Linked DNA regions of Homo sapiens: region 1 is linked to region 2. Evidence: read pairs that join two places in POLR2A ChIA-PET (ENCODE). Cell type or tissue: OCI-LY7. All regions are shown on one strand. Links, peaks and the distances in the headings refer to the core of each region. The heading gives the core; the rest is flanking DNA. Region 1 overlaps DHX57 (DExH-box helicase 57). Region 2 overlaps MORN2 (MORN repeat containing 2).

Region 1 (15,511 bases), core at 3,173-11,172, 76 kb before region 2:
GTTGTCTCAAAAAAAAAAAAAAAAAAAAGGGTGGTAGATAGGCTGGGCCGGGTGGCTCACGCTTGTAATTCCAGCACTTTGGGAGACTGAGGTGGGCGGATCACCTGAGGTGGAAGTTCGAGACCAGCTTGACCAACATGGAGAAACCCCATCTCTACTAAAAATACAAAATTAGCCAGGCATGGTGGCACATGCCTGTAATCCCAGCTACTCGGGAGGCTGAGGCAGGAGAATTGCTTGAACCCAGGAGGCAGAGGTTGTGGTGAGCCGAGATCGCGCCATTGCACTCCAGCCTGGGCAACAAGAGCAAAACTCCATCTCAAAAAAAAAAAAAAAAAAAAGTGGGCCAGGCTCAGTGGCTCACGCCTGTAATCCCAGCACTTTGGGAGGCCGAGGTGGGCGGATCACAAGGTCAGGAGTTTGAGATCAGCCTGTCCAAATGGTGAAACTCCGTCTCTAATAAAAATACAAAAATTAGCCTGGCGCGGTGGCTCATGCCTGTAATCCCAGCACTTTGGGAGGCCAAGGCGGGCAGATCACCTGAGGTCGGGAGTTCAAGACCAGGCTGACCAACATGGAGAAACCCCGTCTCTACTAAAAATACAAAATTAGCCGGGTGGTGGCGTATGCCTGTAATCCCAGCTACTTGGGAGGGTGAGGCAGGAGAATCGCTTGAACACGGGAGGCAGAGGCTGTGGTGAGCCGAGATGGCACCATGGCACTTCAGCCTGGGCAACAAGAGCGAAACTCCATCTCAAAAAAAAAAAAAAAAAAAATAGCCGGGCTTGGTGGTGTACGCCTGCAGTCCCAGCTACTCAGGATGCTGAGGCAGGAGAATTGCTTGAACCCGGGAGGCGGAGGTTGCAGTGAACCGAGATTGCGCCACTGCACTCCAGCCTGGGTGACAGAGCAAGACTCCACCTCAAAAAAAAAAATAAATAAGTGGAAGATATTAGATGAATCAAAAATCTCTGTAGCTTTGGGATATACTGTATGCTTTATGGCATTTTGCTTATGCTGATGTTGTGGCACTGTAGACATCTTCCCAGCATCTGTTTTGCCCCTTCCCCACTGTATGGGAAACATACAGTTCGGACCCTGCTCTAACACAGGTTCACACTGTGAGCCCTGCCAGGGTGAATGGCTCAGGTACTCCAGGTATTCAAGTTCAGGACATCCCTTTGGTCACAGGGATTGGTTTAGGAGGGGAGCTTTGATTGAGCTTGTAGGCAAGAAAGTTTCTGGCTCTTCTTCTGGACCATATGCTGCATACATGTGATGCCAGGAGCTATTGCAGCCCTTTCGATACCACTAGGTTAACCACGTTTTTGTCACCACTGAACTGCTAAATCAAACCAACGTTGCCTGGCCTTCTTGACCTGGACTATCCAGTAAGGTAGCCACTAGTCACAAGTGGCTTATCTAATGTCTATATGAAATGTGGCCAGCCCAAACTGAGATGTGCTGCGAATATAAAATATATACCCGATTTTGAAGACTTAATATGAAAAGGTAATGTAAACTATCTTAATAATTTTATATTGATTACATGTTAAAATTAAAACATTTTGGATGTATTAGGTTAAATAAAATATATTAAGATTAATTTCATCTATTTCTTTTTACTTTTAAAAATGTGGCTACTAGAACAATTAAAATTACATATGTGGGTCACATTATATTTCTGTTGGACACTGCTGCTCTGGACTTTAAAGTTAAATATGCCAATCAATTTCTTTTAATGTTTGAGTTGGCATATCTGCTTCTTGTAACATAAGAATTCTAACAGATGCAGATATTAAAATGAAATTTTATTTATTTCTTTTTTTGGGACAGAGTCTCACTCTGTCACCCAGGCTGGAGTGCAGTGGTGCAATCATGGCTCACTGAAGCCTCGACCTCTTGGGCTTGAGCAATCCTCCCACCTCAGCCTCTGGCAGTTGGGATTACGGGTGTCCACCTGAAGTTTTATCTATCTATCTATTTATTTATTTATTTGAGACGGAGTCTCATTCTGTCACCCAGGCTGAAGTGCAGTGGTGCAATCTCGGCTCACTGCAACCTCTGCCTCCTGGGTTCAAGTGATTCTCCTGTCTCAGCCTCCTGAGTAGCTGGGATTACAGGCGCCCGCCACCACGCCCAGCTAATTTTTTTTTTTGTATTTTTATATATTCATTTTTTTGAGATGGAGTTTCCCTCTTGTTGCTCAGGCTGGAGTGCAATGGCGCAATCTCGGCTCACTGCAACCTCCGCCTCCTGGGCTCAAGAGATTCTCCTGCCTCAGCATCCTGAATAGCTGGGATTACAGACGCCCACTACCACACCTGGTTAATTTTTTAAAATTTTTAGTAGAGATGGGGTTTCACCATATTGGCCAGGCTGGTCTCGAACTCCTGACCTCAGGTGATCTGCCCACCTTGGCCTCCCAAAGTGCTGGGATTACAGGCGTAAGCCACCGCACCTGGGTGAAGTTCTGTTTCTTAAATATGTACTCTCCATGATATGTTTTTCACAGAGACTCCATATAGGGAATAATTGAGACCTGAGAATAAATGAAGAATTCAGACCCATTATCTTTTTCTCAAAATGGTAGTGGTGGAATCAGGGTGGTTTTTATTTACTTATTTTTGCTTATCTGTATTTTCTGACTTTTCTTTGGTGAACATCTATTATTTATATAACAATAAGGAAGGTCCAGCACCCTCACTTTACAGCTTCTGTCCTAGCCTTTTATACTAACCTCAGCCCGTACCAGACTTCCCCTCACAGTGTGCTTTCTGGAACTCTTACTAGGGCTCCACTCCTGGCTTCACTTCAGCCTCACTCTTTCTTAGTGTCTCATTGTAGACCATCATTCACTTTTTTTTTTTTTTTTTGAGAAGGAATCTCGCTCTGTTGCCGAGGCTGGAGTGCAATGGCACGATCTCGGCTCACTGCAACCTCTGCCCCCTAGGTTCAAGCGATTCTCATGTCTCAGCGTCCTGAGTAGCTGGGATTACAGGCACCCACCAACATGCCCAGCTAATTTTTGTATTATTAGTAGAGACGGGGTTTGACCATGTTGGCCAGGCTGGTCTCGAACTCCTGGCCCCAGATGATCTGCCTGCCTCGGCCTCCCAAAGTGCTGGGATTATAGGTGTGAGCCACTGGGCTCGGCCACCGTCATTCATTTTTAATTAGCTCTGTTACCTTGGTCCCTAGAGGAATGCCCTTGACTTCATAACTTCATATTGTCAAAGCCCCTCATGGCCTGAGCCTCATAAAACAGACCAATTCTGCCTTTACCTGATGGGAAGCAGCTACAAAACGGATCCAACCATCATCCAGGGAGACAACGAACTCTCCTCTTTGAAGCTGCACATTCACTTGGCCTCCTCCAAACAAGACCAGCGGGTACACAGACACCATGCTGCAGTCTCGGATGAATACTCGACTAGTTTTTATCTTCTCGTGGTACAACAGGTAGGGGCTGTCAAAGTGTCTCACCTGTAACAAAAAACCTCAGATGATGACAGTGATGTCACTGGCAACAAAAAGGGAACAACCCCCCAGTCCCACGGATTTAAATACTGCCTATTAATGACTCCCCAAATTTATCTATAGCCCGTGACTTTCCTGAGCTCCAGATCTGCAGTATAACTATTGACTTGCCATCTCCTCTTGGACATTTAATACATATCTCACACTTGTGTTTAAAAAAAAAAAAGCTTTTATTTTTTAAATTTTTTCGTAGAGATAGGGTCTCACCATGTTGCCCAGGCTGGTCTCGAACTCCTGGGCTCCAGCAATCCTTCTGCCTTGGCCTCCCAAATTGCTGGGATTACAGGTGTGAGCCACTGTGCCTGGCCCAGATGGAATTCTTGATTCTTCTTCCTTGCAGTGTTCCCTATCTCAGGAAATGATGCTCCCATTCACCCAGCTGCTCAGGCCCCCAATTTAGGAGTCATCATTGACTATTTTTTTCCCCTCACACCATCTACACTGTCACTAAGTCTAGTCAGCTCTCTTTTCAAATTACAAAATGCCTTGACATATTCTCACCACTTCTACAGCTAACAAATTTTTTTTTTTTTTTGAGACAGAGTTTTGCTCTTTTTGTCCAGGCTGGAGTGCAATGGTGTGATCTCGGCTCACTGCAACCTCTGCCCCCTAGGTTCAAGTGATTCTCCTGCCTCAGCCTCCCAAGTAGCTGGGATTATAGGCGCCTGCCACCATGCCTGGCTGATTTTTGTATTTTTAGTAGAGACAGGGATTTCATCATGCTGGCCAGGCTGTTCTTGAACTCCTGAACTCAGGTGATCTGCCTGCCTCGGCCTCCCAAAGTCCTGGGATTACAGGTGTGAGTCACCACACCCAGCCTTTTTTTTTTTGAGATGCAGTCTCGCTCTGTCACCCAGGCTGGAGTGCAGTGGCATGATCTTGGCTCACTGCAACCTCTACCTCCTAGGTTCAAGTGATTCCCCTGCCTCAGCCTCCCAAGTAGCTGGGACTACAGGCTTGCACTATCACACCTGGCGAATTTTTGTATTTTTAGTAGAGATGGGGTTTCACCATGTTGGCCAGGCTGGTCTCAAACTCCTGACCTCAAGTCATCCGCCCGCCTCGGCCTTTCAAAGGGCTGGGATTATAGGCACCCAGCTACCAATTTAGTACAAACCATTGTCATCTCACAGAAACCACTGTGATGCCTTCTAGAGTGCTGTCCCCACTTCTAGTTTTGCATTTTTATAGTGTCTTTCCTACCCAGCAATCAAGGTGATCTTTTAAAAACATAAGTCTGGCAGGGCGTGGTGGCTCACGCCTGTAATCCCAGCACTTTGGGAAACTGAGGCAGGTGGATCACCTGAGGCCAGGAGTTTGAAACTGGCCTGGCTAACATGGTGAGACCCCGTCTCTACAAAACTGCAAAAATTAGCTGGGAGCGATGACACATGCCTGTAATCCCAGCTACTCAGGGGGCTGAGGCATGAGAATCCCTTGAACCTGGGAAGTGGAGGTTGCAGTGAGCTGAGATTGTGCCACTGCACTCTAGCCTGGGTGACAGAGAGAGACTCTGTCTCAATAAATAAATAAAATAAAAATAAAAATAAAAACAAAAACAATAAGTCCAATTATGGCTCAAAACCCTCCAATGGTGTCCAAGGATAAAAATCTCAAGTCCTTGCCATGGCTACCAGGTCCACCCAGCCCTACCCCACCCCTGCCTACTCGTCCCCGTGCATCTCCCACCACTCTCACCCTTGATCATCCCTCTCCACTGGCCTCTTCATGCATTTCCTGGAACACACCAAATACACTCCCACCTTGTGATGTTTGCACTTATGTCCTCTGCTGGAATGTTTCTCCTTTCTCTCTATCTGCATGACTTGCTCTTCATTTAGGATTTGCTCAGTTGTTTCTCATCCCGGAGTTCTTCCCTGACCACCCCACGTGCAGGGCCCCTCTCCTGTCACTCTCTGTCTCTCTATCCTGCTCTATTTTGCTTTATAGCATTACCTGAGATTCTGTTTACTTATGTATTGCCTGTCTCCCTCACTAGAACATAAGCTTCTTGAGGGCAGAGACTGTGTCCATCTAGTTTCTTCCACTGTCCTCAACAGCCTACAACAGTGCCTGGCACAGATTAGGCGCTAGTAGATATTACATGGATACATGAACGATTTGGATTCTCAAAAGAGGAGTAGTTCTTTCTTGAGAAACATGCAAAACAACAACAACAAAAAGTATATATAAAAAAGGAGGGGGTGTGGAGCTAACTCAGGCGTCTGGTTCCTAACAGGCTGAAAAGGCAGATGACCTCCTGACCCTCAAACTCCTCTAAGCTTAAGGAAATCCTTTCCAGGCTTTGTGAACATGGTCCTCAGTAGTTCCAGAGGATAGAGCAGCCTGAATGTTTCAAATTTGGTGACAAGGTATAGGAAGGGCCATGTAAGGAGTCATGTGAGAGTGTGTGGTACACTCTGGATATGAAGATTTAAGCAAGGAATTGACATAGTCTAATTGATGTTTTGTAAAGGTAATTCTGGCAGCAGTAGAGTAGTAGAAGGTTGGAGACAGAAAGCACCAGATGTAAGATTATTATAGAATTTCAGGCAAATGATGTTTGGGGTTTGAGCTAAGGAAGTGGCAGTGGGGATAAAAGGCAAATCTTAGAGATGTCAACAAGGAGGCATTCTTGGGACCTGGTGACCAACTCAGTTGGCATAAGAAAAGAAGTGGGAGTCTATGTGACTTCAGGGTTCTGGTTTTGATGGTATCATTCCACCAAGACAGCACAGAAAGAGAAGAGTGAATTGGGGATCATTGAGTTTGATTTTTCAGCTTTTATGTTTGAGATGACTAAAAGACTTCTAGCTGATGTTTTCCAGCAGGAGAGCTCAGAAAAAAACTGCAGGTCTGGAGAGACAGATTTGGGGTCTGCGTCTGTGTGTAAGTGGCAGTTGGGATGTGTAAGTGCTGTTGTGCCTTTGGTGGTTCAGGAAGAGGGCATGATGGTGAGAGAATAAGGACAAAGGATAGAACCACTGTTTCAGAGCAAAGGAAGATAAGCTAATAAAGGAGATAGAGGGGATGAATAGAGAGAGAGAAGAAAGTGATATTTCAGAAGCAAAAATAACATCAAGGAGAATTTCAAGAGGAAGACAGATTAGCAATGTCAAATACCATGTGAGAGGTGGCATGATGAGGACCAAGGGATGACACTGGCTTTGACAACTAAGAAGTTATTTGTTACTTCTGATGGGTTTAGTGAAGTGGTGGGGGCAGAAGCCTCAGTGGCAGGCTGAGAGCTGAGGAAGTGGTATGCAAGAATAGGTCATTCATTTCCTTTTAAGGCACAGATTCAGTGATGTAATTAGCTCATGACTTCAATTACCATTGCAAAGAAACAATTTTATATCTGAAAGCAGGCTTGAGTACTTTTTGGTATTCAGTAGAATTTTCTTCAAATGGAAATAGTCTTTCCAGAAATAGTCCAATTTCCAGTCTGTTTATTCTTATTCAATCTTCCCTCAGTCAGTGGTATTGCTGGGGACAGCAAGTGATAGAACATGGTGTGGCTGAATTTAAGGAATTGCATTTCCTACCCCAGGACGACCTGTAAACATTAAGTATACTCCACCATTCTGACCTGATAGTTCACTGATGAAGGGTGAATGTGTACATATCCATCGTTCTTGGTGACAAACTTCAACTCAGCTGATTTTGGTTGCATTCTGACAGCTCCAGTACTGGTCTTCTGAAATTTTCCTTCTGGGCTTTTCACCTAAACAACAAGTATTTGTAAAAATAGACATATAATATATATATTCTCATAGAAAGTATCTCTTGGCACAAAAGCACAAAACCAGTCTTGCTCAGTCTTGCTTGAATAGCTTTCCTGTTTGTTCCCTTTCTTTCTTATTTTGTTTCCTTCTGAAAGCAGAACAAGCACATGCTTTTTTTTTTTTTTTTCCACCAAGAAGTATGAATATAGGTGCAGTGGCTCTGGGTGTCTATACCACATTGAGGCCATGTGGGAGAAAACTATATTGATATTTTGGGTCTGTACTGATGATCAGGTGCAGTGACCCAGCTGATGACACTGGACCAGAGATCTGAGTATCCCAATCCCAACACATTTCTTGTTTTGTTTTGTTTTTTTTGAGACCGAGTCTCACTCTGTCTCTCAGGCCAGAGTGCACTGGTGCGATCTCGGCTCACTGCAACCTCCGCCTCCCAGGTTCATGCAATTCTCCTGCATTAGGCTCCCAAGTAGCTGGGATTACAAGTGTGCGCCACCACACCCAGCTAATTTTTGTATTTTTAGTAGACATGTGGTTTCACCATGTTGGCAAGGCTGGTCTTGAACTCCTGACCTCAAGCGATCTGCCTGCCTCGGCCTCCCAAAGTGCTGGATTACAGGCGTGAGCCACTACAACCGGACCAGTAAATATAACTTTTTTTTTGAGACGTAGTCTCCCTCCGTTGCCCAGGCTGGAGTGCAGTGAAGTGATCTGGGCTCACTGCAAGTTCCGCCTCCCGGGTTCACGCCATTCTCCTGCCTCAGCCTCCCTAGTAGCTGGGACTACAGGCGCCCGCCGCCACACCCGGCTAATTTTTTGTATTTTTAGTAGAGACGGGGTTTCACCATGTTAGCCAGGATGGTCTCGATCTCCTGACCTTGTGATCCACCTGCGTCGGCCTCCCAAAATGCTGGGATTACAGGTGTGAGCCACTGCGCCCGGCCTTTTTTTTGAGACGGAGTTTCGCTCTTGTTGCCCAGGCTGGAGTGCAACGGTGCAATCTCGGCTCACTGCAACCTCCGCCTCCTGGGTTCAAGTGATTCTCCTGCCTCAGCATCCCAAGTAGCTGGGATTACAGGCATGAGCACCACGCCTGGCTAATTTTGTATCTTCAGTGTAGAAGTGGTTTCTCCATGTTGGTCAGGCTGGTCTCGAACTCCTGACCTCAGGTGATCTACTTCCCTCTGTCTCCCAAAGTGCTGGGATTACAGGCGTGAGCCACTGTGTCTTGCCTTTTTTTTTTTTTTTTTTTTTTTTTTTTGAGATGGAGTCTTGTTGTGTCACCAGGCTGGAGTGCAGTGGCGTGATGTTGGCTCACTGCAACCTCCGCCTCTCGGGTTCAAGTGATTCTCCTGCCTCAGCCTCTTGAGTAGCTGGGACTAAAGGTGCACGCCACCACACTCAGCTAATTTTTGTATTTTTAGTAGAGACAGGGTTTCACCATGTTGGTCAGGATGGTCTCGATCTCTTGACCTTGTGATCTACCCACCTCAGCCTCCCAAAGTGCTGGGATTACAGGCGTGAGCCACTGCACCCAGCCAGTAAATATCATTTTAATCTTCTCTTCCAAATTTATATTTATATATAGAAAAAGAGAAAAACATAAACACATAAATAAAATAGCTTGAAAATGATGTATTTTCAATGATGTCTTGAAAATAAACATGTCTTGAAACTAAAATAGAATCTTTTTTTATAGCCTACTTTTTTAAACTTAATATATTAAGAACATTTTTCCATGTTGTGACATATTTTCCTAAAACATAATTTTTGATGGATATATAAGACCTTGTTGTAAGAATTTATAATAATTTAACCAATAAATACCCTGTTTTTTCAAATTTAGATTGTCTGCAAATATAAAGTGCTGAAATGAATATTCTCCTAGCTGTATCTTTGTGTATATATGCAATTGTTTCCTAATAACAAATCCCTAGGAATAAAACTGCTATCTAGAAAGGGGGTATAAACTTATATTCCCACCCAGAGTAAGAGTACTCATTTTGGGGGGTTCATGACAGCACCAGCATTATATTATTTATTTATTTGCATTATTATCAAACAACTATTTATTTATTTTAATCTATTTTTGGTAGAGATGGGGTCTTGCTATGTTGCCCAGGCTGGTCTTCAATTCCTGGCCTTACGCAGTCCTCCCACCTGGGCCTCCCAAAATGTTGGGATTGTAGGTATAAGCCACCTTACCTGGCCTATTTTTAATTTCAGGGATAGGGTCTCTCTGTGTTGCCCAGGCTGGAGTGCAGTGGCTATACACAGGCACAGTCATAGCTAACTGTGGCCTTGAACTCCTGGGCTACAGTGATCCTCCTATCTTAGCCTCCCAAGTAACTGAGATTACCAGTGCATGCCACCATGTCTGGCAGTATTATAATTTTTAAAAAGTTTTGCCCATTTATTATTTTTTGAGACAGTGTCTCACTCTGTCACCCCGGCTGTAGTGTAGTGGCACAATCACGGCTCACTGCAGCCTCAATTTCCTAGGCTCAAGTTATCCTCCCATCTCAGCCTCCCGAGTAGCTGGGACTACAGGCATGTACCACCGTGCCTGGCTAATTAAAAACAAATTTTTTTTGTAGAGACAAGTTCTCACTCTGTTGCCCAAGCTGGTCTCAAACTCCTGGCCCCATGTGATCTTCTCACCTCAGCCTTACAAAGTGCCACGAGCCACTATGCCCAGCCCAGTTTTGCCAATTTAAAAAGTAAAAAGAGGCTATTTCTTTCTGTTTTTTTTTTTTCTTTTTTTTTTTAGACGGAGTCTTGCTCTGTCACCCAGGCTGGAGTGTGGTGGCGCAATTTCAGCTCACTGCAACCTCTGCCTCCCAGGTTCAAGCGATTCTCCTGCCTCAGCCTCCCAAGTAGTTGGGACAACAGGCACCCGCCACCATGCCTGGCTAATTTTTTTTGTATTTTTAGTAGAGACAGGGTTTCACCATATTGGCCAGGCTGATCTTGAACTCCTGACCTTGTGATCCACCCTCCTCGGCCTCCCAAAGTGCTGGGATTGCAGGCGTGAGCCACCGCACTCGGCCTTCTTTGCTGTTTTAATTTGCATTTCTTCTTGCTAGTAACACTGAATATAATTTTTGTGTATGTATTATCTGTTCAGTCATGTCCTTTGCCCACTTTTCTATTAGGTTCTATTAGATCTTTTATTTAGTCTTTATTTATTTATTTTTTTGAGACGGAGTCATGTTCTGTAGCCCAGGATGGAGTGCAATGATGCGATCTCTGCTCACTGCAACCTCTGCCTCCCAGGCTCAAGCTATTCTTCTGCCTCAGCCTCCCAAGTAGCTGGGATTACAGGCACACACCACCACGCCCAGCTAATTTTTGTATTTTTTAGTAGAGATGGGGTTTCACCATGTTGGCCAGGCTGGTCTCAAACTCCTGACCTCAGGTGATCTGCCCACCTCGGTCTCCCAAAGTGCAGGGATTACAGACGTGAGCCACCGTGGCTGGCCTTAGTCTTTTTTTTTTTTTTTTTTAATTGTCATTTTATAGCTCCCCACTGTAGCTGCCCCTCACCCTTCCCTTTGATGACCATTTCAGGGGGACCAGGGAACAAAGCTGGGGCCCGGCAGCCCCACTACACTCTTAGCCAGGGAGAACAAGTCACAATTACAAATTATCACAACAATTAGTGCCTGTACTTGGGGAATCTGCAAAGTGAGGTGGCCCTAGCTCCCCATTGTACAGGGGTCTATTTGGCAGTGACCTTGCTCTGGAGATGATGATATTCCTTCATCCTGAGGGAATTGATGTTGATGAGACTGGTGTCACCGACTGGCTGGCTCATCATTGCCCTCCACGTTCATGCTCACCTGCTCTCCACTGTAGAGAGACAGTGGGGGCTCCTGGCAGAGGATGTACACCTGGCCCTTGAAGATGGATACCTGCACTTTCCCTTCCACTCGGTCCTGGGACTTGGCAATGCAGTGGTGGGCAAAGTCACACTGAGGGTTGTGCCAGAAACCGGTGTACACCAACTCAGCAAATTTCAAGCCCAGGCCTTGTTTGATTTTGCGCACTTCCTGTTCCATGGCAAAGCCCTCAATGTCTAAATGAGGGTGGTAAAGGATGGTGCCTGCTGGGGTCTTGCAGATACCTCAGGACTTCATTTCAATGAAGCGGTTCTCCACGATGTCAATATGGCCCACGCTGTGCTTGCCTGCGACTTCATTCAGGTACATGAAGAGCACCAAGGAGGTCTGGTGGGTGGTGCCATCCTTGATGCTGGTCACCTTCACAGGGACCCCTTTTTTACTCAGTCTTGAAAATGTTGGGGGTGTTGGGGGCTTTGGCCAGGTCCTGAATCTTCATGTAGAGACCTGAAGGTGGTTGGTTCTTGGGGTTCTCCAAGATTCCAGCCTCGTGGCTGATGTGCATGAGGTTCTCGTCCATGTTCCATGGGTGCTTCAGAGTGACTGGGATGGGAATCCCATGTTTCTCTGCATATTCCATCAGATCACTGCGGCCCTTGGACTGGTTGTAGAACTCAGGGATCCTCCCGGGAGCAATGACCTTAATCTGGGGGGCCAGCGAGTAGCAGGCGAGCTCAAACCAGACCTGATCGTTCCCCTTTCCCATGGCACTGTGGGACACATACTTTGCCCCCTCCCACTGAGCAATTTCCACTTGTTTGCGGGTGATGTAAGGCCTGGGAAGAGAGGGGCCCAGGAGGTAGCAGTCCTCATACAGGCCAGATGAACTCCTCCACGAACTCCTTGCTGACGTCCTCAATGAACACCTTTTTGGACCCAAGGTTCAGTGCCTTCTTCCTGGCTTCCTTGAAGTCTTCCTTCTGGCCAACATTGGCCAGGTAGGCAATAATGTCATAGCCTTGTTCCTTCAGCCACACGAGGATGCAGGAGGTGTCCAGGCCGGCACTGTAGGCCAGAACCATGGAGCCTTTGCTGAACATAGCATCTGGGATTGGAGGTGCAATTCCTGGTGCCTGGAATCTGTCTTCATGGCTCAGTGAACCACTCGGGGCCTGGGGAGCAAAGGCAGGCAACAGAGCAGGGCCCACGTCTTTCTTATTGGTGAGTTCTTAGATATACAGTCAGATATATCTCCTTTTCCTTTTTGGTTTAGCCTCAAAACTATATTGTCACCTAAAACTTCTTATACCACATTTATGTTCTTTGTTTCTACATTTTAAGTCTCCAAATGATTTTTCCCCACATTCTTTTTCTTTTTTCTTTTTTTAGAGACAGGGTTTTGCCATGTTGCCCAGGCTGGTCTCAAACTCCTGAGCTCAAGCAATCCGCCCACCTCAGCCTCCCAAAGTGCTTGGATTATAGGCATGAGCCAATGCTCCTGGCCCCCACATTCTTTTTTAAATAATCTTTTTATTTTGAAATAATTATAGACTCACAGGAAGCGGCAAAATAGTACAGAGTTCCTTGTACCCTTCACCCAGCTTCCACCAACGGTAAGACCTTACATTACTAGAGTATAATATAAAAACCAGTAAATCTATATCCAAATGACTTTTTTCCCTTTCATAACCACACTACAAAGCACAAACAATTTTTTAAAAGTACATTTCAAATGGTTTGAAAAGCATACAAATGCTAAGCAGAAAATGAGCCATAAATCAGTCAGATGTTAACTGAGGATTTAATAAAAAAAGTTAAGGCTTTGAAAAATGATTCAGTATTCTGCCAAATTGAAACTCTCTGGGGGAAAATGGTGCCTTGTTAGGGATGGATAATCAAAACTCAGGTAAAAGTCCAAGAGCACACTCAAGTAGGGTTTCCAGAAGGCTGGCCACAGGTGGTCTTATGGCAAAGCACTGATTTTTTATTTTTATTTGAGACGGAGTTTCGCTCTAGTCGCCTAGGCTGGAGTGCAATGGTATGATCTCGCCTCACCACAACCTCTGCCTCCCGGGTTTAAGCGATTCTCCTGCCTCAGCCTCCTGAGTAGCTGGGATTACAGGCATGCACCACCACGCCTGGCTAATTTTGTATTTTTAGTAGAGATGGGGTTTCTCCATATTGGTCAGGCTGGCCTCGAACTCCTGACCTCAGGCGATCCGCCCGCCTCGGCCTCCCAAAGTGCTTGGATTACAGGCGTGAGCCATCGTGCCTGTCCCTTATTTACTTGTTTGTTTGTTTGTTTGTTTTTGAGACAGAGTCTCGGTCTGTGGCCCAGGCTGGGGTACAGTGGCATGGTCTTGGCTTACTGCAACCTCCGCCTCCTGAGTTCAAGCAATTCTCCCGCCTCAGCCTCCTGAGTAGCTGGGATTACAGGCATGCACCACCACACCCAGCTAATTTTTGTATTTTTAGTAGATACAGGGTTTCACCATGTTAGCCAGGAGGGTCTTAAACTCCTGACTTCGTGATCTGCCCAACTCGGCTTCCCAAAGTGTTGGGATTACAGGCGTGAGCCACCATGCCTGGCTATTTTACTTTTTGTTCAGAGTAGAGAGTGTAAGATAAACTGTAGTTGAATCAAGTTTCCAACTAACATAGAAAGTTAGTTATATATAGGTTGGCCGACTGACATTTATGTCTATTTTAATTTTTGGAATATCATATGTCAGAAGGATTAAAAATTTTATACAATAAATGTGTTATTGAATAATGTATCCAAACAGATTTTGGGAACTGAAGGATTGAAAATGTATACTAAGTTTTTTTTTTTTGAGATGGAGTCTCCATCTGTCACCCAGGCTGGAGTGCAGTGGCGCAATCTCGGCTCATTGCAAGCTCCGACTCCCGGGTTCATGCCATTCTCCTGCCTCAGCCTCCCGAGTAGCTGGGACTACAGGTGCCCGCCACCATGCCTGGCTAATTTTTTTTGTATTTTTAGTAGAGATGGGGTTTCACCGTGTTAGCCAGGATGGTCTCGATCTCCTGACCTCGTGATCCGCCCGCCTCGGCCTCCCAAAGTGCTGGGATTACAGGCGTGAGCCACCGCACCCGGCCGAAAATGTATACTAAGTTTAAAAGGGTGTGCGTGTGTGCACACATGCGTATATATCTCTTTAAGATGATTAATATGCACATCTTAACTTACATCACTTGGCTACAAATCAAACAAAAAATGGAAAGATCTAGGAAAAATGTTTTGTTACCTGCACTACATTTGGATACAAAGCAGCACACAGCATTGCTGATATCAGCTTGGGGTTCTCAGCATTTGAGTTTGCCTATGAGAAAAGCACAGCATTAATTAACAAGTGATATGGCTATTTCTTTTTTTTCTTTTTGAGATGGAGTCTTGCTCTGTCACCCAGGCAAGTGTGCAGTGGCGCCATCTCAGCTTACTGCAACCTCCGCCTCCCAGGTTCAAGCGATTCTCCTGCCTCAGCCTCCCGAGTAGCTGGGATTACAGGCATACACCGCTATGCCCGGTTAATTTTTGTATTTTTAGTAGAGACAAGGTTTCACCATGTTGGCCAGGCTGGTCTCCAACTCTGGACCTCAAGCAATCTGCCCACCTCAGCCTCTCAAAGTACTGAGATTACAGGCGTGAGCCACTGCGTCTGGCTCTAATATGGCTATTTCTGTCTGTGCTGTAGGATTTACCGTTTTATTATATTTGATCTCTATCTTAAAGCAAAAAAAAGAGCACCTAATTTCTATCTCTTTGCTAGAAAAATTATTTCTAAGTAAAAAAACAAATCTACTGGACCACAGTCACATTGGACCCACTCCAAGGAGCCTACAATGACTTTCTAGACCTTTGCAAAGCGTTACAAAGCCAGTGTTCCTGAGTATAAATGGAGAAAAAAATTATGGTTCATGAGATGTTCAGAATCTCCAGAAAGTGCTAACTGCACTCGGAACACAGGAGCATCAGGTTCATCTTACAGAAGTGCTCTTCCTATAGTTATAGAAAAAGCTGTCTTTTGTTAGAAAAAATGCTGGCCTGATTTGAGAAAATTCTACTGGAAGTCTATTCTATCTCTTATGAATTTATCAAGAAGCAGCATGAAATTTAAAAACCAAAAACAACAGCAACAATGAGCAGAAAACCCTGTTTTTTTTTTTGAGACAGAGTTTCGCTCTTGCTGCCCAGGCTGGAGTGCAATGGCGCGATCTCGGCTCACCGCAACTTCCACCTCCCGGGTTCAAGCGATTCTCCTGCCTCAGCCTCCCGAGTAGCTGGGATTACAGGCATGTGCTACCATGCCTGGATAATTGTGTATTTTTAGTAAAGACAGGGTTTCTCCATGTTGGGCAGGCTGGTCT
Region 2 (15,511 bases), core at 1,061-9,060:
GCTCAAGCGATCCTCCCACCTCAGCCCCCAAGTAGCATGGACAACAAGCATGCAACACCACACCCAGCTAATTCTTGTATTTTTTGTGGAGAATGGGTTTCACCATGTTGCCCAGGCTGGTCTCGAACTCCTAGGCTCAAGCAACCCACCCTCCTCAGCCTCCCGAAGTGCTGGGATTCCAGGCATGAGCCAGTAATTCATCCTACCAGCGTGCCTGCCAGTTTCCATGATTTTAGATTGATAGTTTCGTTGGATGTAGAATATTAGGTTGAAAATAATTTTGTCTCGGAATTTTAAAGACATAGTGCCATTTTTTTTTAGAATCCACTGTTGCTAATGTCAGTCCTTTGTAGTTTATTGTAGGTAATCTGGTTTTTGTTTGCTTGTTTTTAACTAGCCTAGCTGGCCTTTGGTCTTTATGTCATGAAATTGTACTGTAACCTGTCTAGGTGTGGGATTTTGCTTAGTTCCCATTTGTAGTCCAAGCAGTCATTTTCTTCAGTTCTGAGAAAAATTTGGCTATTTATTCAAATATCCCTTATTCTTTCCCTCTGGAATTCTTATTAGACTGACAGTAGCCTTTTGGATCCACTTTCCATCATTTTAAAATTCTTTGTGCTACTTTCTTTTTTTTTAATTAAAAAATTTTTTTTCCAGCCATCTCACTCACACTTTGTGCTACTTTCTAAGCACATTTTTCAACCTAATGTTCCAGTTCACTAATTTGTTTTCAATTGTATCTATTCTGCTTTTCATCCCTTCTAAGAAGTTTTATTTCACCAATTATATTATTCATTTCCTGGATTGCTAATTGTTTTTTGTTTTTTGTAATCACCTGTTCCTATTTCAAGGATACTAATACTCTCCCTTTCTCTCTGAGGATGTTACAGTTTAAGTCCTCTACCTATTGTGTTAACTCTGTTTCCTCAGTGATGAGCCTCCAAGCCTTTCTCAAGTGGTACCTAAATTAATTTTTAAATTCCCTTGCCCCACCCGTAAAGACTGATTCAGTAGATGTGGGGTAGAGAGAAGAAACTTAGAAGCATCTCAGGTGATTCTGAAGGATGGGCCTGCATACCGTCTCTACATAAGTTTTCTTCAGTATCGGAAAATACAGTTTCTAGTTTTAGTCCAGTAAGTGTCCAGGGATCTGAGGCCCAGAGTCCCCCTCAGTCTTGCGGTCCTCTTTCTTCCTTTTTCACTTGGTCTCCATTCCAGTCTCATTCTGTGTGGACCTACCAGCCCTTCCCCACTTGCTATCTTTATTTTCCATTTCTTCCTATTGCCAATTTAAAGATTCCTCACTCCACCTTACCTCTGTGGGACAATCAGTAAATCATATGGGCTACCAAAGAGAAATAAAAACATATCCACACAAAAATCTGTACACCAATTTTTTTTTTACTCCTAGGAAGCTGTATGTTTTGAAAATGTACATCAGTGTTTATAGCAGTATTATTCATAATGGCCTCAAACTGGAAACAACCTACATGTCCATGAACTGATGAATGAATAAACAAAATATGCTGTTTCTGTACAACATATTTATACAATATACTTGGCTATAAAAAGGAATGAAGTACTGATACACGATGCAACATGGATGAGCCTTGGAAACATTAAGTGAAACGAGCCAGACATAAAGGACCACATATTATATGATTTCATTTATAAGAAATGTCCAGAATAGGCAAATCCCTGAGGCAGAAAGTAGATTAGTGGTTGCCAGGGGTTTGGGGTTGTGGGGTGAGGGGTGTTTGAGGGGAATCATAATGGGTAACTGCTAATGTGTACAGAGTTTCTTTCTGGGATGATTAAAATATTCTAAAATTAGATTGTGATGATAGTTGCACAACTCTGAATATACTAAAAAAATCAAATTGTATTTTTTTAAAGGGTAGATTTTGTGGTGTGTGAATTATATATTAATAAAGCTATCATAATAAATAAATTTTAAAAGAGATCATCTAGGCAAAATTGTTTATTTCCCCGGGACCCTACATTAGACAATGGAAATACCAAGTAATCATGATATGATGTGATCTTGAGAAGTAAGTCCATTTGGATAGTGCTGAAAGCACATTGGGTATAGGTCTTATGACATAAGAATGTTTACACTTGGTTGGGTGTGGTGGCTCACATTTGCATCCCCAGCACTTTGGGAGGCTGAGGCGGGAGGATCGCTTGAGCCCAGGAGTTTGAGACTGGCCTGGGCAATGTAGTGAAACCTTGCCTCTATCGAAAAAAAAGTAAACTTATGTCACTGTTTTTAAATCTTTTAAAACAGCTTCAGAAGTGTATAAGATCAGCTTTATCTTTCCAAATGGAGACAAGTATGGTAAGTATACGCTTCAATTACTTTTTCTGTATAGAAAATTAAATAGCTTAGGAATAAAAAACTGAGACTGTTAAATTTTATAAAACTACTATTAGGATATTAACTTTATTAACTAAAATAACAGAAATCCTAATAGATAAAGAGCTTTTAAAATCAAAATTCCAATGCCTTGGAAACCTATGGGATCTGTCAATCTTCCTGGCCCTTGAGTCTCAATTGTTACAAGATGTTCTGTGTCCATGGATTTTCTCATCTCTGGTCTCACTGGTTTCAGTGCTAGGGAGCCAAAGAAACCCATGAGGTGTAGTTGCGATTAGGCCCAGACATAACTATTCTCATTTATAATCTTCAGTTTTTCTCCTCTGTTTAGATGGTGACTGTACAAGAACATCTTCTGGAATCTACGAGAGAAATGGAATAGGTATTCATACCACTCCTAATGGGATTGTCTACACAGGAAGCTGGAAAGATGACAAGGTATTATTGTTGTTTTTAATATTGGCAGTGGATAAATAACCCTGTAGGTTTAGTGATTCCAGGCATTTCACCATTAATCAAAAACTCCTATAATGAGTAGACTATATAATAAAAATAACAAATGATCATATTAACATATATTAACTTATGAGTAATATTAAACTCACTGTAGAAAGCTAATCATCGTTACTTTCTTTCTCATCTCCTATTCATTGAGTAAAGCTGAATCCGTTACATAATTTTCTCATTTAATCCTCATAATAACCTCATGAGATAGGTACCATTAATACTCTATTTTACAAATGAGGAAAATCAGGCTCAGGTTTCTTGCCCAGCTAGTAAATGATAAAACAGGAAAGTATACCCTGGTCTGCTCAAATCCAAATTTGAATTCTTAACAACTACTTTGTACTGGTTTCCTGAACTAACTAAACTGGTTGCCCTTTAAGATTTCTGATACATTCAGGGTATCTTGAGGACCCCTATTTATCTTCATCATGGACCCCCTGATGTTCAAATGTCCCAGATCCAGAACATTTAATTTACTGGGCTTCACAGATAGATACAGATGAAGGAAAATGATAAAAATGTTGTCTTTATACTATGGAAATAAAGGACAATACAAAGTTGGTTAAGTAATAATTAGCAGATGATAGACTTATATTTGTACATTTTTTAAAGGTTCTTGGGAAACTGAAGATTAGTTTCTAAGGTAATTTCCTTTGTTACAAACAGATGAATGGTTTTGGAAGACTTGAGCATTTTTCAGGAGCAGTATATGAAGGACAATTTAAGGATAATATGTTTCATGGACTGGGGACTTACACATTCCCAAATGGGGCAAAGTATACTGGAAATTTCAATGAAAATAGGTAAGCTTAAAATAAAAAAAAATCACTGCATTTCTAAAAGATTATTTTCTGGTATGTTTGCTTAAATACTTATTTATTTATTTATTTATTGAGACAGAGTCTCCCTCTGTCATCCAGGCAGGAGTGCAGTGGAGTGATCTCGGCTCACTGCAACCTCTGCCTCCCGGGTTCAAGCGATTCTCTTGCCTCAGCCACCCAAGTAGCTGGGTCCACAGATGTGCACTACCACACCCAGCTATTTTTTGTATTTTCAGTAGGGACGGGGTTTCACCGTGTTGAGCAGGCTGGTCTAGAACTCCTGACCTCAAGTGATCTGCCTGCCTCGGCCTCTCAGAGTGCTGAGATTACAGGCGTGAGCCACTGTGCCCAGCTGCTTAAATACTATATTTAGTTAATTCTAAATATTCTTTTATGATATAGTTTCTAAAAATTGTTGGAGGCCAGGTGCGGTGGCACAGCACCTCAAACATCATTGATAGTGAAAAAATATTTGTTGAATAAGTGAAGTAATTAAGCTAGATAACCGATATAAACTTTTCATTTTTTTAACTCATTGTTTTGGTTTTGTGTGAACCTAGATTATGTGATCCTAAAATCTTGGACACCAAATAATTGTTTGTTTTTGTTTGGAATAGTATGTGGTTTTTTTTTTTTTTTTTTTGGTTTGTTTGTTTTTTTGGTAGGATATGAAAGCAGGATGCTGGGTTTAAAAGCAAAGCTTGAAAGTAGAGGATATAATCTTCAGACATAGTATATATTATGCTAGAAAATCTTATATCTGGACTGTAAATTATTCATCTTTGTTAATGGAAAACTTATTTTCTACTATTGCAGGGTGGAAGGTGAAGGGGAATATACTGATATCCAAGGACTAGAATGGAGTGGTAACTTTCATTTTACAGCTGCTCCAGACCTGAAATTAAAGCTTCACATGTAGATGTGATGTTAAATTAAAGTTGAAATGTAGTAATTGAAGCTTTTAGTTGTAAGGAAAGCAACTTAATCTGTTATTTGAAATGACTTCATACACTACCCCTATAAGTTTGCCAATAAAACCATCACCTGCTTACACCTTTTTGAACTTTATATTCATTGTCTTACAATTAGTTTAAAATAAATGACATGATTCAATTCAGTCTGCTTATTATAATAACTATGGCAGAAGCATCCAAATCTTGGCAAAGTTGATTTCCAATCCTCTGTTTGAGTTTTGTCATTTTTTTTTTTTTTTTCTAGTTTGTGCTTGTGTGTCCTGGTCAACATCCGACCTCTTTAAAAAAAAAACAACTTTTTTTTTTAGGCTGTAATACATTTTATTCATTTCTTATTATTTTCTAACTTTTATTTTAGGTTCAGGCGTACATGTGCAGGTTTGTTATACAGGTAAACTCATGTCACAGTGTTTGTTATACAGATTATTTTGTCCCCTAGGTACTAAGCATAGTACCAATAGTTATTTTTTCTGATCCTCTCCCTCCTCCCAGCCACCATCCTCAGGTAGCCCCAGTGTCTGTTGTTCCTTTCTTTGTGTCCACAAGTTCTCATCATTTAGCTCCCACTTATAAGTGAGAACATTCGGTATTTGGTTTTCTGTTCCCGTTCTGTTAGTTTGCTAAGGATAATGAACACAATTTTAAGTGTACAATACATTATTGTTGACTATAGGTACAATGTTGTACAGCAGATCTCTAGAGCTTATTCATCTTGCTTGACTGAAACTTTATGGCCTTTTATTAGTTACCTCTTATTTTCCCATCACCCCAGCCCCTGGTAACCATATTCTACTCTTTGATTCTATGAATTTGACTATTTTATTTTTCTTATTTTTTATTTTTTTGAGATGGGGTTTCACTCTTTTTGCCCAGGCTGGAGTGCAACAGTGCAATCTTGGCTCACTGCAACCTCTGCCTCCCGGGTTCAAGCTATTCTCCTGCCTCAGCCTCCCGAGTAGCTGGGATTACAGGCACTTGCCACCATGCCCAGCTAATTTTTGTATTTTTAGTAGAGATGGGGTTTCACCATGTTTACCAGGCTGGTCTCGAACTTCTGATCCACCCGCCCTCGGCCTCCCAAAGTCCTGGGATTACAGGTGTGAGCCACCCCACCCGGCCACATTTGACTATTTTAAATACCTCATACTTAAAAGTGGAATCATATAGTACTGGTCTTTCTGTGACTGGCTTATTTAGAATAATGTCCTCAGGGTTCATCCATGTTGTCACAAATCACAGGATTTCTCTTTTAAGGCTGAGTAGTATTCCATTATATGTGTAAACCACATTTTCTTTATTCATTGTGGTGGACTGCTACTATATGAGTCAGCAATCCTACTTCTGGGTGTTTATCCAAAAGAATTGAAGCCGGGTGCAGTGGCTCATGCCTGTAATCCCAGTATTTTGGGAGGCCAGGCAGGCCAGGCGTTCAAGACCAGCCTGGCCAACATGGTGAAACCCCATCTCAACTGAAAATACCAAAAAATTAGCCAGGGGTGGTGGACGTTTAGTTTGTTTCCACATCTTGACTATTGTAAATAGTGCTGCAGTGAGCATAGGAGTACTAATATTTATTTGAGATCTTGATAGCAATTCTTTTTTTTTTTTTTTTTTTTTTTTTTTTGAGATAGAGGAGTCTCACTCTGTTGCCCGGGCTGGAGTGCAGTGGTGTGATCTCGGCTCACTGCAACCTCTGCTTTATGGGTTCAAGCAATTCTTGTGCCCTGGCTACCCAAGTAGCCAGGATTACAGGTGTGGTCCACCATCCCTGGCTAATTTTTTGGTATTTTCAGTAGAGACAGGGTTTCACCATATTGGCCAGGCTGGTCTTGAACTCCTGGCCTGCCTGGCCTCCCAAAATGCTGGGATTACAGGCATGAGCCACTGCACCCGGCTTCAGTTCTTTTGGATAAACACCCAGAAGTAGGATTGCTGACTCATATAGTAGTTTTTTGTTCTTGTTATTTATTTATTTATTATTATTATTATTTTAATGTGGACCACTTCACAAATCTGCATGTCATCTTTGCACAGGGGCCATGCTCATCTTCTCTGTATCATTCCAATTTTAGTGTGTGTTCTGCCAAAGCAAGTACAGTAGTTATATTTTTAATCTCTTGAGGAACTTCCATAGGATTTACCATAGCAGCTGCACCATTTTGCATTCCCAGCAACAGTGGGCAAGTGTATGGTAACCCAGTTCTTCCCACTTTCTTTCTGTGCCCTTACTGAAAATCACAGAGTACCTTGACTGCTCTGTGACCCAGCTGGCTATATGTTTTTCTCAGCAGGCTTGAACCCAAACTGGGCCTTGAACATTCCCAAGCACTGAGAAAGGTATTTCGGTTGTTGCTCAAAACACTGAAACTGGCCCCCAGCCCTGAGCCAAATTTCTCAAACTGTCATAGAAACTCCAGACTCTGATCCCCTTGCTGCAGACATACCTGGGTAGAACATTCCTTTTCTCTCTCAGCAATTGCTGCAGCCCTCTGTAAGGAAGTTTCCCTAATAAATTCTTTGGACTGATCACCCTAGAGCTTAGAGTTTTTTCTTTGGTATTCCAGCCAGCCCTATCTCAGGACAGTTGGAGACTCCCTTGTGGGAAGTCCCCCTGCCACTGCTTTTGGGGTGATTCCAGCCGAGGATTTGAGGGTTTAGAGAGACAAAACAGCAAGGGTTCAATTTCTCCACCTCCTTAGCATTTGTTTTTTGTTTTTGATGATAGCCATCCTGTCTGGTATAAGGTGGTATCTCATTGTGGTTTTCATTTCTATTTCTCTGATGATTAGTGACATCGAGCATTTTTCCAAATACCTATTGACCATTTATATGTCTTCTTTGAAAAAACGTCTGTTCAGTTCCTAATCCATTTTTAAATCAGGTTATTAATTTTTTTTACCATTGAGTTGTAAGAATTCCTCATATATTTTACAGATTAAATCCTGATCTGATATATGATTTGCAGATATTTTCATCCATTCTGTAGGTTGTTACCTTTTCACTCTGTTGATTGTTTCCTTTGCTGTGCAGAAGATTTTGGTTTGATGTGGTTCCACTTGTTTATTTTTTGTTTTGTTGCCTGTGCTTTTGGTGTCATTATCCATGAACTCATTGCCAAGATCAATGTCATGAAGATTTTCCCCTGTTTCCAACAACACATGGAAAGGGTCATATACCATGACCAAGTGAGATTTATCCCTGGGATGCAAGGATAGTTCAACATACGAAAATCAACTAATGTGATATTCTACATTAACAGAATAGAGGACTAAAATCACATAATCAGCTCAACAGATGCAGAAAAAGCATTTAACAAAATTGAGAACCTGTTCATTATTTAAAAAAAAACCTCTTAACAAATTAGGAACAGAAAGAAATTACCTAAACATAACAGAGGTCATATATAAAAAGCCCACAGCTAACATCATACTCAACAGTGAAAAACTGAAAAGCTTTTACTCTAAGACTGGGAACAAGGCAAGGATGCTAACTCTTGTCACTTCTATCTTTAAAAAAGTATACATTAAAGGAGACTATCAAGAAAATGGAAATACCATCCTCACAATGGGATAATATACTTGCAAATCATATCTGATTGTCAGAAATTTGCTTAATATAGTCACTGCCTCAGCATCCATTTTTAGGCCTGACATAAGTTGTCTGACATCCAGTCATATCCCATTACTCTTGGCCTAGTTAAAACTTTCCTTCCCCTTGTAGTTGTTTGCAATACAGCCCACTTGTTCCTTACCCTGCTGACCCAAAACCCAACACATCCCACAGGTGCTGACCATGATAAAACCTAAAGGTCAAAATAAGTCATGCAAAAATAAGTTCCCCCTTTCCACATGTTTTCTTTAAACTAGCCAATCCACAACCCCAGAGGGAAAGCCTAAGGGATAACATCCGTGGACCTTAATAAAGGTGTAGTCCTGTGGTCTTCTCTCTCACCCCCACCCCACTGGTTGAGCTCACTGCTACCTCCAGATTTCCAGAAACCATAGCAATAAAAATTATGACACTGATACAAAGTCTAGTTTCCAAAATGTATAAAGAACTTTTACAACCCAACAATTAAAAAAACCTTAATTTTTAAAATGGGCGGGGGGCAGTGGCTCACACCTGTAATCCCAGCACTTTGGGAGGCCGAGGCAGGCAGATCACCTGAGATCAGGAATTCAAGAGCAGCCTGGCCAACATGGTGAAACCCCATCTCTACTAAAAATACAAAAAATAGCTGGGCATGATGGCGGGCACCTGTAATCCCACCTGCTCAGGAGGCTGAGGCAGGAGAATCGCTTAAACATGGTAGGCGGAGGTTGCAGTGAGCCGAGATCGCGCCATTGCACTCCAGCCTGGGCAACAGAGCGAGACTCCCATCTCAAAAAAAAAAAAAAGGTCAAAGAATTTGAACAGATGTTTCTCTGAAGGAGATATACAAGTAGCCAATAAGTAAACAAAAAGATGCTTAACATCCTTACTCTTCAGGGAAATGAACCTTAAACCTACAAACCCACCGTGAGATACCACTTCACACCAACTGGGATAGCTATTATTATTATTATTATTTTATTTTAAGTTCTGGGGTACATGTGCAGGATGTGTAGGTTTATTACATAGGTAAATGTGTGCCATGGTGGTTTGCTGCACTTATTAACCCATAACCTAGGTATTAAGCCCAGCAAGCATTAGCTATTTTTCCTGATGCTCTCTCTTCCCCCACTTCCACAACATGTGTGTTGTTCTCCTCCTGTGTCCATGTGTTCTCATTGTTCAGCTCCCACTTATAAGTGAGAACATGCATTGTTTGGTGGGATGGCTATATCAAAAAAAAAAAACAGACAATACAAAGATTGGCAATGATGTGGGGAAATTGGAGGCCTCACACATTTCTGGTGGGAATATAAAATGGTGCAGCTGCTGTGGAATACATTTCCTCAAAATATTAGACATAGAGTTACTACGTGACTCAGCAGTTCCTAGGTATGTACGCAAGGGAATTGACTTGCACACGAATGTTCATAGCAACATTATTCATTGCTATAGTCTGAATGTGTCCTTCCAAAATTCATGTTTAAACCTAATTTCCTCACGACTGTAATCCCAATACTTTGGGAGGCCAAGGTGGGTGCATCATTTAAGGTCAGGAGTTTGAGACCAGCCTGGCCAACATGGTGAAACCTCCTCTCCACTAAAAATACAAAAATTAGCCAGGCGTGGTGGTGTGTGCCTGTAATCCCAGCTACTCGGGAGGCTGAGGCACAAGAATTGCTTGAAACTGGGAGGTGGAGTCTGCAGTGAGCCAAGATGGCGCCACTGCACTCCAGCAGGGGCAACAGAGTGAGACTCTGTCTAAAAACAACAACAACAACAACAAAAACCTAATCTCTACTGTGGTAGTATTAAGAGTTGAGGCCTTTAGGAGGTGATTAGGTTATAAGGACAGAGCCCTCATGGATGGGATTAGTGCCCTTATAAAAGAGATGTGAAGGAGATTGCTTGCTTCTTCTGTCACAAGAGAATGATGCAAGAAGGTGCCATCTTTGAAGAAGAGAGCAAGTCCTTACCAGACACTAAATCTGCTAGTGCCTTGATCTTGGACTTAACAGCCTCCAGAACTGTGAGCAATACATTTCTGTTGTTTAAAATTACCCTGTCTAAGGTATTTTCTTATAGCAGTTCAAATGGACTAAGACATGTATAATAGCCCCAACTGGAAACAATCCAAATGTCCATCAACTAATGAATGTGTAAACAAAATGTCCACATAATGGAATATTATTCAGCCATAAAAAATGAAGTACTGATACTACAACATGGATGAACTTCAGAAACATTGTACTGGCCAGGCAGGTGGCTCATCCTGTAATCCCAGCACTTTGGGATGCCAAGGTGTGTGGATCGCTTGCCAGGAGTTTGAGACCAGGCTGGGCAGCATGGCAAAATCCCATCTCTACAAAAAATACAAAAATTAGCCAGGTGTGGTGGCACATGCCTATAGTCCCAGCTACTTGGGAGGACTGCTTGAGCCCAGGAGGCAGAGGTTGCAGTGAACCAAGATCATGCCACTGCACTCCAGGATGGGTGACAGAGCAAAACTTCATCTCAAAAACAACAAACAAACAAACATTGTACTAAGTGAAAGGAACCAGTCACAAACGGCCACATATTATATGATTCCATTTATGTGAAATGCTCTGAATAGGCAAATCCTTAGGGACAGAAAATAGATTAGTGGTTGCCAGGGGAGGAAGAAATTGGGAGGCATGAGGTTTCTAGAATTAGACAGTGGTGATGGTTGCACAGTCTTGAAAATGTACTAAAAACCACTGAATTGTTCATTTAACAGGGACAAATTTTATGTATGATGTGTAAATTATGTCTCAATTTCTTAAAAAGTAGATCTGTGTGTTGTCATATATTCTATGTCCAGAAAACTTCTTTACTTTTTACATAAGATAATTTAAAAATTACCAGAGCAGTATATGTCAACTACATTTAAAAAATTACAATAAAGACCTGAATGTTTTTGCTGAAACTCTATATTCTAAAACTGACAAAAAATAGTGTACACAATAGATAACTTCTTTGTCATATTTCTCTATTCAAAATCTTGTGAATATTTGTATTTCTCAATATGTTATTGCCAAAAGATGTATATTTTTATTTTTTGCTGTACTGGCACAAATTTGGGTTACAATGTCTTCTAAAATGTTAAAATAAAAATGGCATTTTTGTTAGTTTCTCATAATAATAGCTTTATGGCTAATTTTGAAAGACCCTATTTGTAAGTTTTCAAAGACACATTTTAAGAATTGGACATTTTTGTATATGTTGCTAAACATTAGCTGGCATGGCTTTAGAATTAAATATTATTATTATATGGAAATTCATGAAGAGACAAATACTGGACAAGTTAAGATAAGGTGAGAAGATGTTTTCAGGGACCAGGACATATAATTTAAATTCAAAAACTTCTGGAAAATATAGAAAAGTATCTGCTTTGCTGCAAAATAAATTTTCCCTAATTTTTTTCAATTTATTTAAGGCAGCAAGATATATATTTTACTCTTAAAATATTTAACTTGTATTGCTATGTTAATAACTTTTCAAAGTACAACTTTTCAATTTTCTAGTATACCAAAGATATTCCTCCTAAATGGGTTTCTTCCTTTTTACTCATTGAAACTAAATGCAGTTCAGTTATTTGATTAGTTGATGCTAGAATTTGACCTGGAGCTTATATAATTAGAAGAGACACTAGTTTTCCTCATTTAAAAGCCTGGTTAGCATACTACGGTCTCGTTTCAGGGGAAGTCAAGCCTCTCTACTGCTTCTTTTTATAACCTTTAAGTTAATTCAGAACCCAGATAAGCCTTGATCTGAGGATGATATAACCACCGCAGGCAACATGGGGTAAGTATGCGCTTTTATATGCTTTAAGGGGCACTGAAAGGGGAAACAATTTTATAAGAGATGAAAACCCATCAATCCTTACCACGTGGTGTACTAATTTAAATCCAATATATGCTAACATTTATTTGAGGTAGGCATTCAAAGAAATAACTTTTATTTAAGAGTTATAACAATTTGTAAAACATTTATTTCCTTGCTTAATTTTTATATTATGTCTTAACTGCGCTTTGCAGGTTATCGATAAACTGGAGACTGAAGTTGTTCTGCATATTAATAAATATAGTTGAAGATGAGTTAAATTTTGAGAGCAGTCTTAAAGAAAGGATGCTAGACAGCGTAAATCTGACATGGACATGCCTCTTTGGGATTAAGAATAATTAAAGAATGAAAAAGATTAGGGATGGAGGGAGATTGGTTTATTCCTTTCTAACACAGAAAAAGAATAGGGGAATCTTCAGCATTCACTCCCCTATGTACAGAACAAAAAACATATCCTGATTGAAAATGTGTACTGATTAATTACATGGGGGCTTTATTGGTGAAACCTAATTCTAAACACTTCATGGGGCTTTGGTGTGTAATGAGAAGAACTGAGTTTCACTTAAACATTGTCTTAAGTGAGAATAGCGTTCTATTATAATTAGTATTGGAATTATGTGAGTTTTTATATGCTGAAATAGTATTCTGAATATGTAGAAATCTCTATATCACCCTTTTATATTTTTAATAGCCCCTTTTAATACAAAATCATATTGCTGTAAATGGAATAGCTATTTCATTGAAGGCTACTTCTGAAGGATTCAACATAATGATCAGAAATGTATCCTAGAGAAAAAAGTTTTTGATGCACATTTATTCTAAACATTTTTCACAAACTGAATTAATTAATGTCTACATTTTTCATAACCATGGGCTCTGGAAATGCAATCTAAACTCATTTGAAAACTCAGAGGCTTTTGAAACAAGATGACCATACTATTGGTTTTTTTTTTTTTCTTTTTTCTTTTCTTTTTTTAGACAAGGTCTCACTTTGTCACCTGGGCTCAAGCAATCCTCCCACCTCAGCCCCCACAGGTAACTGAGACCACAGGTGCACACCACCACACCCGGCTAATTTTTGTATTTTTTGTAGAGATGGGGTTTCGTCATGTTGCTCAGGTTGGTCTTGAACTCCTGATCTCAAGCAGTCCTCCCACTTCAGCCTCCCAAAGTGCTGGGATTACAGGTGTGAGCCACCATGCTCGGCCTTATTGTTAACTTTTTCTTAATTCCCTTTATTTACCTTCCCTTTTCTCTGTGTATAAGGGTGTACTTCAACATAGCAGGCCAGTAATAAACTAAGTAATGTAGATACAAAGATCAACTGATCTTCCTCCTTCCCTTCCTCTCTCCTTTCCTCCCTTCCTCTCTCCCTCTTCCTTCCTTTCTTTTTCTTTAATGACAGCAGTTCTTAACCTTTTCGGTGTCAAGAATTGCTTTTAGAATCTTCAGAAACCAGTCCACCATTTCTGCAAAAAAAAAAGTAAAATCACACAAAATTTTGCATACAATTTCAGAAGATTTACAGGTGACCTGAAACCCTATTCCTGGGACCACAGGTTAAGACCCTTAGACTTTGATTTTAGGACTGGAGTATGATTTGTTCAATATTTCTCTTTGTTTGGATTTTTATAAATGTAAGAATCTTTAAATTCATAATTCTTGCTAATCTTCTCAAGGACAGTGTGGAAGATTCCCCACCCGCCCCCCACACAATTTACATGAGTGTGAAACACAGTTTAACCAACATGCATCACATTACTGCTGCTGGGCCCCAAGGACTTGACTAATCACTTGTGCCTTTTGAGAGTGCCAGGAATCACCTTGGGAGTCATGGAAGGAAAAAAAACCCTCATTATGTTATTTGTAAAGCACTTTGAATGCCCCAAATAAGATGAACGAAACAAATCATAAATGCTAATATTACAGAGAGCACTCTTCTGATTGGTATGTTCATGATTATTTTGTTGTCTGTTCATGCCTTTACTGACAAAAAGACAGGGTAGTAAGTATTAACATCTGTTTGAGTCTTCCTAAAATAATCAGAAAAATAAAGAAAAAGTGGCAGCTAATCGGATTCTCAAATTTATCCATTTGAGGAAATCTCTAGAATTTATTTCCTGAGAATGAGGGAGTAGCTGTTTTGGATTTGTCTTTGGGGCCTACTTATCTCAAATGATTTGAGGATATAATTCCCTTATATGGGGCAATGCCAGCCCTTTCCACCTTTCCCCAGGCTATGCTGGCATGGTTTTAGCAAGCAATGAAGAAGCAAATACTGGAAAATTCTTATGCTCTCTAAAAAAATCTCCTCCTCGTAATTTTCACTGGGTTTTTTATGGAGTGTGTGAGTAGGTGGGGTGGGTAGAGATGATGCCTAAAGGTGGGTAAACAGATAACTGGGGAAAAGTAGAAAAACCTAACTGACATCTGCTAAGTACCATAACACCCGGGCAAAGGATGAACAATGGGAAAGAAAGGATGGTTGTATTTCTTTTTTGAGACATTTTAAAATGTGCTTTCCCCATCTCCTAGCAGAGTTAGTCAGTGCACCCCCAATTGACAAAAACAAAAGTTAAGGCTCTGCTAAAATTGTAGAACCAAGTTCATTATTATAGCATATTCAGCCTCCTTTTAGTCTCCTGGTTCAAATAAGTTAGAGTAATTTTAAAAATTATCTTATGACATATTTCCTCCTTCTGAATCTGAGAGTGACTATCCAACTCTTTTTCTTGGGTGAAGCATACATTTGGCTCATGGAGCAACCTTTGAAATGTCGCTTCTATCTGTGCCCTCCTTTCCTTTCTAAGAGTCACTTCCCTAATTCAGGTCATCATTATCTTTTACTTGAGTTATTAAAGGTGCCTGCTCACTGGCCTCTTTGCAGCTGCTCTTTCCTCTACAGTGCCACTAAGTCATCTTCTTACCAGAGATATGTGATCTTGTTATACCTCTGCTTAAACATTTTCAATGACTCATTCTCTCCACTGCAGAGCAAGCTCCAAAGAAGAGATTCAAGGCTCTCTATCTGCCCCCAATCTACCTGTCTAGCCTCACCTTCTACTCTACCTTCTTTGCTCCCTAGGGTTCCTAAATCCACCTAGGCCTTGTGCTTTGTTCCTCTGGTAATCCTTTTTTTTTTTTTTTTCTTTTTTTGAGACAAGGTCTCACCCTGTTGCCAGGGTGGAGTGCAGTGGCACAGTCTTGGCTCACTGCAACCTCTGCCTCCTGGGTTCAAGCAATTCTCCTGCCTCAGCCTCCTGAGTAGCTGGGATTACAGGCACCCGCCACCATGGGCTAATTTTTGTACTTTTAGTAGAGACAGAGTTTCACTATGTTGGCCAGGCTGATCTCGAACTCCTGAGCTCAAGCGATTT

The links. Peaks named below come from ENCODE experiments on the same cell type or tissue, not always from the same donor. Only the 100,000 strongest peaks of a DNase experiment are listed, where the experiment ranks them.
Region 1: POLR2A ChIA-PET joins it to region 2 with 7 read pairs; 2 of 35 experiments call an interaction of 5 or more read pairs at or near these places.

Annotation. Positions count from the first base shown.
Region 1 is chr2:38,799,430-38,814,940 of GRCh38, forward strand. It overlaps DHX57 (DExH-box helicase 57), which reads right to left. Exons shown (of 24, transcript NM_198963.3): 21 at 14,392-14,466; 22 at 7,130-7,264; 23 at 3,286-3,486. It also overlaps the pseudogene ASS1P2. Among named protein-coding and RNA genes, the nearest start is that of GEMIN6, 29 kb to the left of the region's middle. In OCI-LY7, for the core only: no CTCF peak of the experiment used is centred there; a DNase peak (open chromatin) is centred at 6,802; H3K4me3 peaks cover 343 bases.
Region 2 is chr2:38,877,892-38,893,402 of GRCh38, forward strand. It overlaps MORN2 (MORN repeat containing 2), which reads left to right. Exons shown (of 5, transcript NM_001145450.3): 2 at 2,288-2,338; 3 at 2,709-2,815; 4 at 3,551-3,687; 5 at 4,522-4,818. The coding sequence ends at 4,624. ARHGEF33 (Rho guanine nucleotide exchange factor 33) reads left to right here and starts at 11,984. Exons shown (of 18, transcript NM_001145451.5): 1 at 11,984-12,095. It also overlaps the pseudogene RNU6-851P. In OCI-LY7, for the core only: no CTCF peak of the experiment used is centred there; no DNase peak of the experiment used is centred there.